2 separate regions of the Mus musculus genome follow, and region 2 is linked to region 1. A link is a contact called in ENCODE POLR2A ChIA-PET data. All regions are on one chromosome and are shown on one strand. The core of a region is the stretch at or near the end of the contact, and the rest is flanking DNA. Distances in the headings are between cores, read along the strand shown. Region 1 holds the start of Vangl2 (VANGL planar cell polarity 2). Region 2 holds the start of Pigm (phosphatidylinositol glycan anchor biosynthesis, class M).

Region 1 (4,665 bases), core at 1,907-4,406:
GTAGGAACCAGCAAAGGAGAAAAGCGGAGTCCCTGAGCCTCAAGGGAATGAAGGACCAGGGAAAAAGAAAGATCTTCCTCCTCCAAGACCTCCAGGAAGGTGAGGGAGCAGACACCAGAGAAGGCAGCTCTGCAGGGGGGAATTAGAGAAAGTACAAAACAGGACCAAGACAATGGCGAAGGAGGGGCCAGTGTGGCCATTGGCTCCCAGTCGGGAAACACTCTTTGAAATGGCACTTCCCATTGTCTGACCACAATTCCTCCTCCTTGGAGGACAACTCCTACTGGTAGGGAGCATACACTGGGCGAACAAGGTATGCAGAAAGCCAGGCCACTTGCCTCGGACAGGGGCACCTTGCAGGCCCTGGGAAAAACCATCTGATAGGTGCCTGGCTTGAAGAGATGGGACACTGGGCGGGGACAGAGTTTTCATAGCTGCCTCTTCCTGCCCCAATGTTTTCTAGCCCTCTCCCCCTCTTCTCCCCAGGCTTTATGGAGGGTAGGGATCTCTGAGGGCTAAAGATGGAACATTCCAACTGCACATGCCCATTAGAGACCAACATTCCAGTGGCAATTACCCAGGACCCTAATGGGCATGTGCAACTCCAGCCCCCGTCTTAAAACCAGTGTCTCCGCCTAACTAGCCTCTGGCAGCAAGAAGAAGAGTTGAGAATGTGCAGCTGGGAAGAAGGCTTGGGTCCCAGAGGAAATGAGAACCCCTGTCTTCCCGTCACCCCAAAAAGGAAGGAACAAGAGCAAAGGGAAAGGAGGTAGCTGCTACCTCTCAGGGAGGAAGAGATGTCTATCCCCCAGTCTGACTTTCACCCGCTCTCACGAGGATGAATACAGACCCTTTTCCCACCAAGTGGACGTCTGCCCTCTTGAAAGCTCAACTCCAACAAACATAAACGGACACACATTTACACAGAAACACACTCATATGCACACACTTGAACGCGTGTGCACACACACACTCTCAGACACACATACATGCATGCACACATATACACACACATATTCACACACACAAACACTCCATCCAGAGTGTGCTTCTAATTTTTAAAAAAACTGCAGGATAAACTACTTGGACCCACTTGCAGAAACTCCCAGAGAAGCACCCCATGTCACTTTATCGACCCTACCGCTCCCTGCCAGGCCTCATGCCTTGGTGTATGCCGCTTCTAGCCTCCAGCCCACACCCCTCAGGATCCTAGAGGCAAGGCAGAGTTGGAGGGCTCTGAAGTAGCCACCTTCAAGATGGCTTTCCAAGAGAGCCGTGGCCTCAAAGAGAGTAACTGGGTCAGAGAAGCCAAGCGTATGGCCTCAAAGGGCACTAAAGCCCAGCCTGTGACAGCGAGGAAGGCCACTATTATGTCCTTGACTCCTGAACCCCAAAATTCCTTTAAGACGACTGGGCTCCTCCACCTCCCCAGCCCCCACAACACACACCAGCTCCCAGAAAAGTCCATCTCCCCAAATAAACATCACCTAAGACAACTCACTACTCACTACCCCCCCCCCAATGCACAATCCTCACAGGGGTCTCACACACTCAAGACACTACCCTTGAATCTAGGCAGGGCCATTCAAATCCTGCAGACAGCCTTCCCTGTGGGCTTTCTGCCAGGAAAATCTGCCTGCAGAGACAAGAGGTACCCCCAATACACACTCAAAATACACACTAGCAAAGACGAGCACATATCCACAGCTATCCATCAGTACAGGTTACTCACAAGAGCACAGATTCACACACACACACTCACACCCCTTCCCACCACACAGGTGCATACACACCTACCCCATATATGCCTACCACCCATTCAGCTTTTATAAACCCACCTTCTCTAATACCTGCCCATCTCTTTCCCATAAGCCCCTCTCTCAGCACATACACACACAGACACACACCCCTTCCCTTGAGTATACACACAAATACATACCCAAATACACAGCAGATGTGTGTGGTCAGCTCTCTCTCTCTCTCTCTCTCTCTCACACACACACAGAGAGAGAGAGAGAGAGAGAGAGAGAGAGAGAGAGAGAGAGAGAGAGAGAAACATCTACACATCCAAACCCAGGGCCCACCTGCAGGAACACGCAGTACGTCAAAGCGTATATGCACACACACACACACACACACACACACACACACACACACATACACACACAAAACAAAGAATCATGCATACTGATCCCCCAACCAACCCTTTAAAACTCACTAATGCAGTGCTTAGGACCTTCGATGAGTAAATAGGACAAGGGACAAATATGATGTCGTTGGTTCCCCACACACACCCCAACACACATTCACCAGTATCGCCGCAAGTCCCATCCTTGGGCTACACACACACACTGCTGTGCGGGGCCATCTCTCAAGGATCCACTCTACCCCCTAAACACATACCTGCCCCTTCCTCCCCACACTCCAAAGGTGTGTATGCATCCCTACATACCTTCAGCTTCCAATACCTCCAGCCTCCGATCCTTCCACGGCCTCTCCCACCACCTCCAACACACGCTACCCAATCCCCGGCTTCAATGGGTTCCCTTGGGATCGTTCAGGCGCCCGCCCTGGGCCCCCCGGCCCAGGAAAGTCCCCGGCTCTTAAGGCCTGGGCTCCGCCCCTTCCCCATACGCCCCTTCCCCTCCCCAAAGTTGGGGTTACTCCGCTGTGCAGTGGAGGACAGACCGGAAGGGGGTGCCTCAAGCCCCCCTTCCCCCAGAAGCCATCCTGCTTTCTCCAGGGCCGGGCGCTCCCTGGTCTTTTGCATGGTTTCCTTCTTTTTTCTGTTGCTTTCTTTCTTTCTTTCCTTTTTTTTTTCCGCAAACTTTGCCCGCGCCCCCGCGGCCCGCCACTCACCCGCCACTGCGAACAGCCCGGTGGACTGGGCGCACGCCCCACTCCGCTCCGCGCCTTTGTATCCGCAGCGCACCCGGTCTTTCCGAACTCCGCGCTCCAGAACCGGCAGCGCGGGCGATGGGGGTTGACGAGGGGGGCTCCTGAGGTCGCTCACCCCGGCTCCGTCCCAGACCACTCGCCTGTTTCCCCCTCGAGGCCCCGGGGGCAGGGGGCCGGAGGGGACTGCAGGGCACTCAGGCTCCCATGGCGGGACCCAGAACCAAGCAATCGGGGATCAGGAATCAGATCTGGAGCCGGCGGCGGAGGGGGAGGGGACCAGAGGGGGAGGGGACCAGAAGGGGGCAGGGGGCGGGGAGAGAGCTCCCAGGTGCCGCCTCCCGGCTGTTCCCGCAGCCGCCGCCCCTCCCGCTGCTGCGTCCATTGTCTGCGGCCCGGCTCTTCCCCGAGTCGCGGCACCCCCAGCCCTGCGCCTGGCCATGCCCTGCGCCCTCTGGATCCTGGGAATCCGCTCCTGGCTTCCAGACCTGGCCAGGAAGGTGTGCTCGAAGCTGCCTCGGCTCTTGGCTTTGGTCCAGCCCGCAGCCCCTCTTGGAGCTGTCTTCTTCGACCCCCGATTGAAAACCTTTCCCCTAGGCCCTGATGTTGGCCATATTCTCTTCTTTAGAACCACAAACCTGGTCTCACAAACTCCAGTGGAATCTGAGACGTGGGGAAGATTGGTCCCCTCCGGCCTAGAACTGCGAAAAGGGTCATCCCTGATATTAATTAGTGACAAGAGACAGGCCCCTCTCCCATGTATACGGTATTTCCCTGACACCATACCCCTCCTTCTTCCAAAAATAATTTAATTACTCGGTGTTCTAGCTGTGAGCGAAGACCGCCTAGTCAGACTGGGACGCTCACTCATTAACACGTTTTCCTCCCCTCTGGTTTGAGTGTTGGGATTAATTACAAAGGGAATCCTGCCCTAGGGGAGAGGGGGAGGGGGAGAAGACGAGGGCCCGCGACTTGGGGCACCAGAGGAGAGGGGGGCCTTCTCCCAGGAAGCCTAGAGAGAGAGGAAAAAAAAAAAAAAACCCGGGTGGATGCGGAACTCCAAAACTTTTGGCTAATTTAGCTTTGCAGGTAGGACCCAGGGAATGTAGGCTAGAATAAAATATCTGGCACATTTAGGGCATTTCCAGTTCAGAGCACACTAAGAAACAAACCAGTTAGAGTTGCTAAAGTGCCTAGGAACCCAACAGGGACGAGCCCACCATAAAGTAGCTGTGGGAAGGCCAGGTTGCCCTCGGAGTGAATGAAAGCAAAAGTATTATTACATTATTACATTGCTGCTAGTACTATTTACCTTGTAACCTGCCACTTACCTAGAACAGTGCCGCTTCAAAAGCATCTTCGAACACGTTTCCACACCCCCACCATCTCCACCTTCCAATTCTGATACCTGCCCCTCCCAACCCTGTGATTAAGAAATCCCAGAGAAGGCGACTCCCAGTCTCTGTTCCTTTCTCTAATGGAGTCTTCCCTAAAACTCAGGCACATCTCTGTTATACATTCGAACCAGTCCCCAAATGAGGACAGATTGTCTTTGTCCGCATATGGCTGTTCAAAGGTGAAGAAGCTAAACAAACGCTGCTTCCCTTCAGCTCTGCCCAAACCCTTGTTTCTCTCCAGCCACTGTTCCCGCATATTAGCAAAGAACTTAGCGTTAAGACGACGTGAATGAAATACAGTCATAGTTTCAAGTACCACAGTCTCTGCAAACACAATGACCTTCCTTCACCTACGTCTGTCATGTGCCAGGCA
Region 2 (4,190 bases), core at 1,377-3,876, 350 kb after region 1:
CAGGCCCAGTATTGGCCAGTGCTACTGAAACAGAAGAATCTAGGGATGATTTCTCTACACGCTGCATTAAAGACTAAACCAGGTCAAATGTATTTAGAAAAAAAAAGATGTGTGAGGCATTTTTGGTTTATTTTTGTCTGTTCAGAACAAACTACTAAATAAACTGGATGCATCTCTTGTTCTCACTGTGTCTCCTTTTAGAAAGGGAAACCTATCTTGTTATCAAGGTTTGAACTCATAGGCTGAGTTTGGGGAGAGGAGGGTTCAACTAGGCTCTGTTGGAAGAACTTCCCATCCAGTGGCCAGCCCTTCCTGCTGACTTTTCCTCACACTGGAACATTTCAATAATGGTTTCACCCAGTCCTTTTCTTGCTCCTTCCCTTGTTAAGGTAAGATCCCTTAACAGATACATTGCAAATTCAGGCAAGCCAGGGGAAGCGAGCCAGTAAGGAACATCCCTCCATAGCTCTGCATCAGCTCCTGCTTCCTTATAGAACCCAGAGATAGTGCCACTCACAAGGGGCCTGCTCCCCTTGATCACTAATTGAGAAAATGTCCCCAGAGCTGGATCTCATGGAGGCACTTCCCCAACTGAAGCTCCTTTCTCTGTGATAACTCCAGCCTGGGTCAAGTTGACACACACAGCCAGCCAGTACAGTGGGGAACACTTCCCAGGTTCCGACCCCACGGCAGGAAATAGTATCTGTTCAAAAGCTCTGCCACTTTCTGCAGCTCGCTCATGCGACTCCAGGGAGAGACTGATTCTTTTGATTAGCAGTTTCCTTTCCTTCCTGAATTGGTGTCTCTCCTACTTATTAGGCCAGCCATAGAGGGAGAACTAGCTGAGGCTTTTCTGCCAGAATACAACAATCACAACAACAACACCTACCAAGAAGAACCCTTTACTTATATTCAGACATCTCTCTTATATTCTTTATGGAGACTGAGCGTCACTTACCTATAACTCACAAAGGAAGAGAAATATCAAACCAGGGATATAAAGCATAACAATGAGAGAGAATATCAGAAAGACTTAAAGAAGAGATTGAGAAAAAGAAATGGAAATTAGAATTCCATATCAGCGTTTTATTTGAACGTTTGTCGCACAATCATTGTTATCCTGGGCTAGACAGGCCTACTTTCAATTCCAGTTCTGCTACTAGTTGGCTATGTTTTATTTATTCTCCATAAATCCTGATTTTGCTCATTGATACAGATAGGGATATCTACTTTACATTAAAAAGTAGTTAGTATGTCTGACAACTGGGAATAAGTCCTTAACAAATAACAATTATGATAATTTAGGCCACGTATACTGTGATAACACAGTATCATTCAAATAACTCTTGACAGGCTCGACTTCTAAGATCAAGCCAGACAGTCTGTGTCAGTTACCATGTGCCTGCAACTGTAATGCAAGGAAGTACAAAGAAATACATACTTTCTACTCTCAAGAACCCTACAATTTAGTTATAAGGTTATTTGAATGGTAATGTGTTATCACAGTATATTATGGGCAATGCATAGTAAAAAACCAATAGAGGTAGTTATTAATCTACACCATGTAATTACATCAAAGCACAGACATACCAGACTATGACTAGAGGTTAATACGGCTCACTCAAAGGATAAATGTGAAGTGTAGGATGAGAGATGTCTAGGCCGAATGGAGCCACTTCTATGGTAATCTAGAAGACATTCCCTAGGGGCAGGCTCAGTTTGTAAGATCAAGGCAGTCTGCGTCAGTTACCATGCGTCTGAGACTGTAATACATTACAAGAAAGTACAAAGAAATAAAGAAATACTTTCTACTCTCACGAACAATTTACTTGAAACTGAAAACATTGTAAAATAAAGTATGAAGTTCTTGGCCCGGCGTGGTGGCGCACGCCTTTAATCCCACCACTTGGGAGGCAGAGGCAGGCGAATTTCTGAGTTCGAGGCCAGCCTGGTCTACAGAGTGAGTTCCAAGACAGCCAGGACTATACAGAGAAATCCTGTCTCGAAAAACCAGAAAAAAAAAAAAAAAAGAGTATGAAGTTTTAAAAAGTCAATTATAAGTGCAGTAAGAAATCAGGAAAAGAATGAAAGAGTTGGAGTCTTTGGCAAGAAACTAATAGTGGTAGGGTGAACGGAGTGGGTTGACGGCCGATTTTGACCTAGTTGAAGAGTTCTTGAAAAGAACGGAGTTGACAGTACTCCAGGGGAGACAATCTAGACGTATTTCGGTAGGAGGAACCTTCTTATCAGGGTAAAAAGACTATTTTATTTTAGGCTTATTCTTTCCATCTGTATTTCCCACTCTCAGTCCTCCAAGCCAGTTGGGCGGGATGTAAGTAGCAGCAGGTAGCAGCTCACTGTGTTCAGCGTCCTCCTCCGTAGATCTGAGCTGGGAACGCGGAAGCTCTGGTTACTAAAAACAAAGTTCACCCAGGTCCCAGGTCCACGACATCTCAGCCACTCCGGGATTTCCGGACAGCGGAAGCGTCGCCAATAAGGGACCGGAAATCCCGCCTTCGCCGGAGGAAGCTGCGGACGCTAGACAGCCAATCCCGAGGAAGGCAATCGTTCCGCGGAGACAGCTGAGAGCCCGCGCGGGGCTGGAGGCCGGAAGTACCGTGGGGGCGGGACTTGGGGTGCCGGAAGTGATCATTCCTCGGTTCTTCCTGTCGGTGCTGTAGCAGAGGAGATGCTCCCGGCGGCTGAGAGGCGTCAGCCCGAGGACGGTTAGCGAGAGGGGCGCAGTGTGGACCCGGGGCCGGGCCGGGCCGGGCGGGTGGCCCGCACTCGGACCATGAGCTACCCCATGCACTGGGGGGAATGGATCCTGAACTTTCGGGTGCCGCCCGCCGGGGTGTTCGGCGTGGCCTTCCTGGCCCGGGTCGCCCTGGTTTTCTACGGTGTCTTCCAGGACCGGACTCTGCTGGTGAGGTACACCGACATAGACTACCACGTGTTCACGGACGCCGCGCGCTTCGTCACGGAAGGGCGCTCCCCGTACCTGCGGGCGACCTACCGCTACACCCCGCTCCTGAGCTGGCTCCTCACCCCCAACGTCTACCTCAGCGAACTCTTCGGCAAGTTTCTCTTCATCAGCTGCGATCTCCTCACCGCCTTCCTCCTGTACCGCCTGCTGCTGCTCAAGGGGCTGGGGCGCCGCCAAGCCTGTGGCTACTGCGTCTTCTGGCTTCTCAACCCTTTGCCCATGGCGGTGTCCAGCCGGGGCAACGCGGACTCCATCGTCGCCTCCCTGGTTCTCTCGACCCTGTACTTCATAGAGAAACGGCTCATCGCGTGCGCCGCGGTGTTCTATGGCTTCGCGGTGCACATGAAGATGTACCCGGTGACCTACATCCTCCCCATAGCGCTCCATCTGCGGCCCGAGCGCGACGATGACGAGCGTCTCCGGCAAGCCCGGTTCTCTTTCCAGGCTCGTTTGTACGACTTCCTGAGGAGGCTGTGTAGCTGGGCAGTGCTGCTTTTCGTAGCAGTTGCAGGGCTCACGTTTGTTGCCCTGAGCTTCGGTTTTTACTATAAGTACGGTTGGGAGTTTTTGGAGCACACCTACTTTTATCACCTAACTAGGAGGGATATCCGCCATAATTTCTCTCCGTACTTCTATATGCTGTATTTGACTGCCGAGAGCAAGTGGAGTTTTACTCTGGGGATTGCGGCGTTCCTGCCACAGTTCATCTTGCTGTCAGCCGCATCTTTCGCCTACTACAGAGACCTTGTCTTCTGCTGTTTCCTTCATACGTCCATTTTTGTGACTTTTAACAAAGTCTGCACCTCTCAGTACTTTCTTTGGTATCTCTGCCTTCTGCCTCTGGTGATGCCACTGGTGAGGATGCCTTGGAAAAGAGCCGTAGTCCTCTTACTGTTCTGGTTCATAGGACAGGCCTTATGGCTGGCTCCTGCATATGTTCTAGAGTTTCAAGGAAAGAACACCTTCCTGTTTATTTGGTTAGCCGGTTTGTTCTTCCTTCTGATCAACTGTTCCATACTGATTCAGATTATTTCCCATTACAAGGAGGACCGCCTAACGGAGAGAATCAAATACGACTAATGTGTTCTGGATCTTCTGCAACATTCTGATTTTGCCGTATGGACTAGGAGGCTTTGGAATTTTTCTCCTCCCTGAACATTCTAAGCACTCTAGTGAAAGTTCCTTTGTTCCAATAGAAATTAAA

The links. ChIA-PET counts read pairs that join two places held with the same protein, here RNA polymerase II (POLR2A).
Region 2: POLR2A ChIA-PET joins it to region 1 with 15 read pairs in Patski. The contact joins the promoter of Pigm here to the promoter of Vangl2 in region 1. POLR2A ChIA-PET finds 5 or more read pairs at or near these places in 2 of 5 experiments (Patski and embryonic stem cell).

The regions. Positions count from the first base shown.
Region 1 is chr1:172,024,139-172,028,803 of GRCm38, forward strand. Vangl2 (VANGL planar cell polarity 2) reads right to left here and starts at 3,157. Exons shown (of 8, transcript NM_033509.4): 1 at 2,860-3,157.
Region 2 is chr1:172,373,905-172,378,094 of GRCm38, forward strand. It overlaps Pigm (phosphatidylinositol glycan anchor biosynthesis, class M), which reads left to right and starts at 2,627. Exons shown (of 1, transcript NM_026234.4): 1 at 2,627-4,190. The coding sequence starts at 2,795. The coding sequence ends at 4,066. It overlaps Kcnj10 (potassium inwardly-rectifying channel, subfamily J, member 10), which reads left to right. Exons shown (of 2, transcript NM_001039484.1): 2 at 1-181.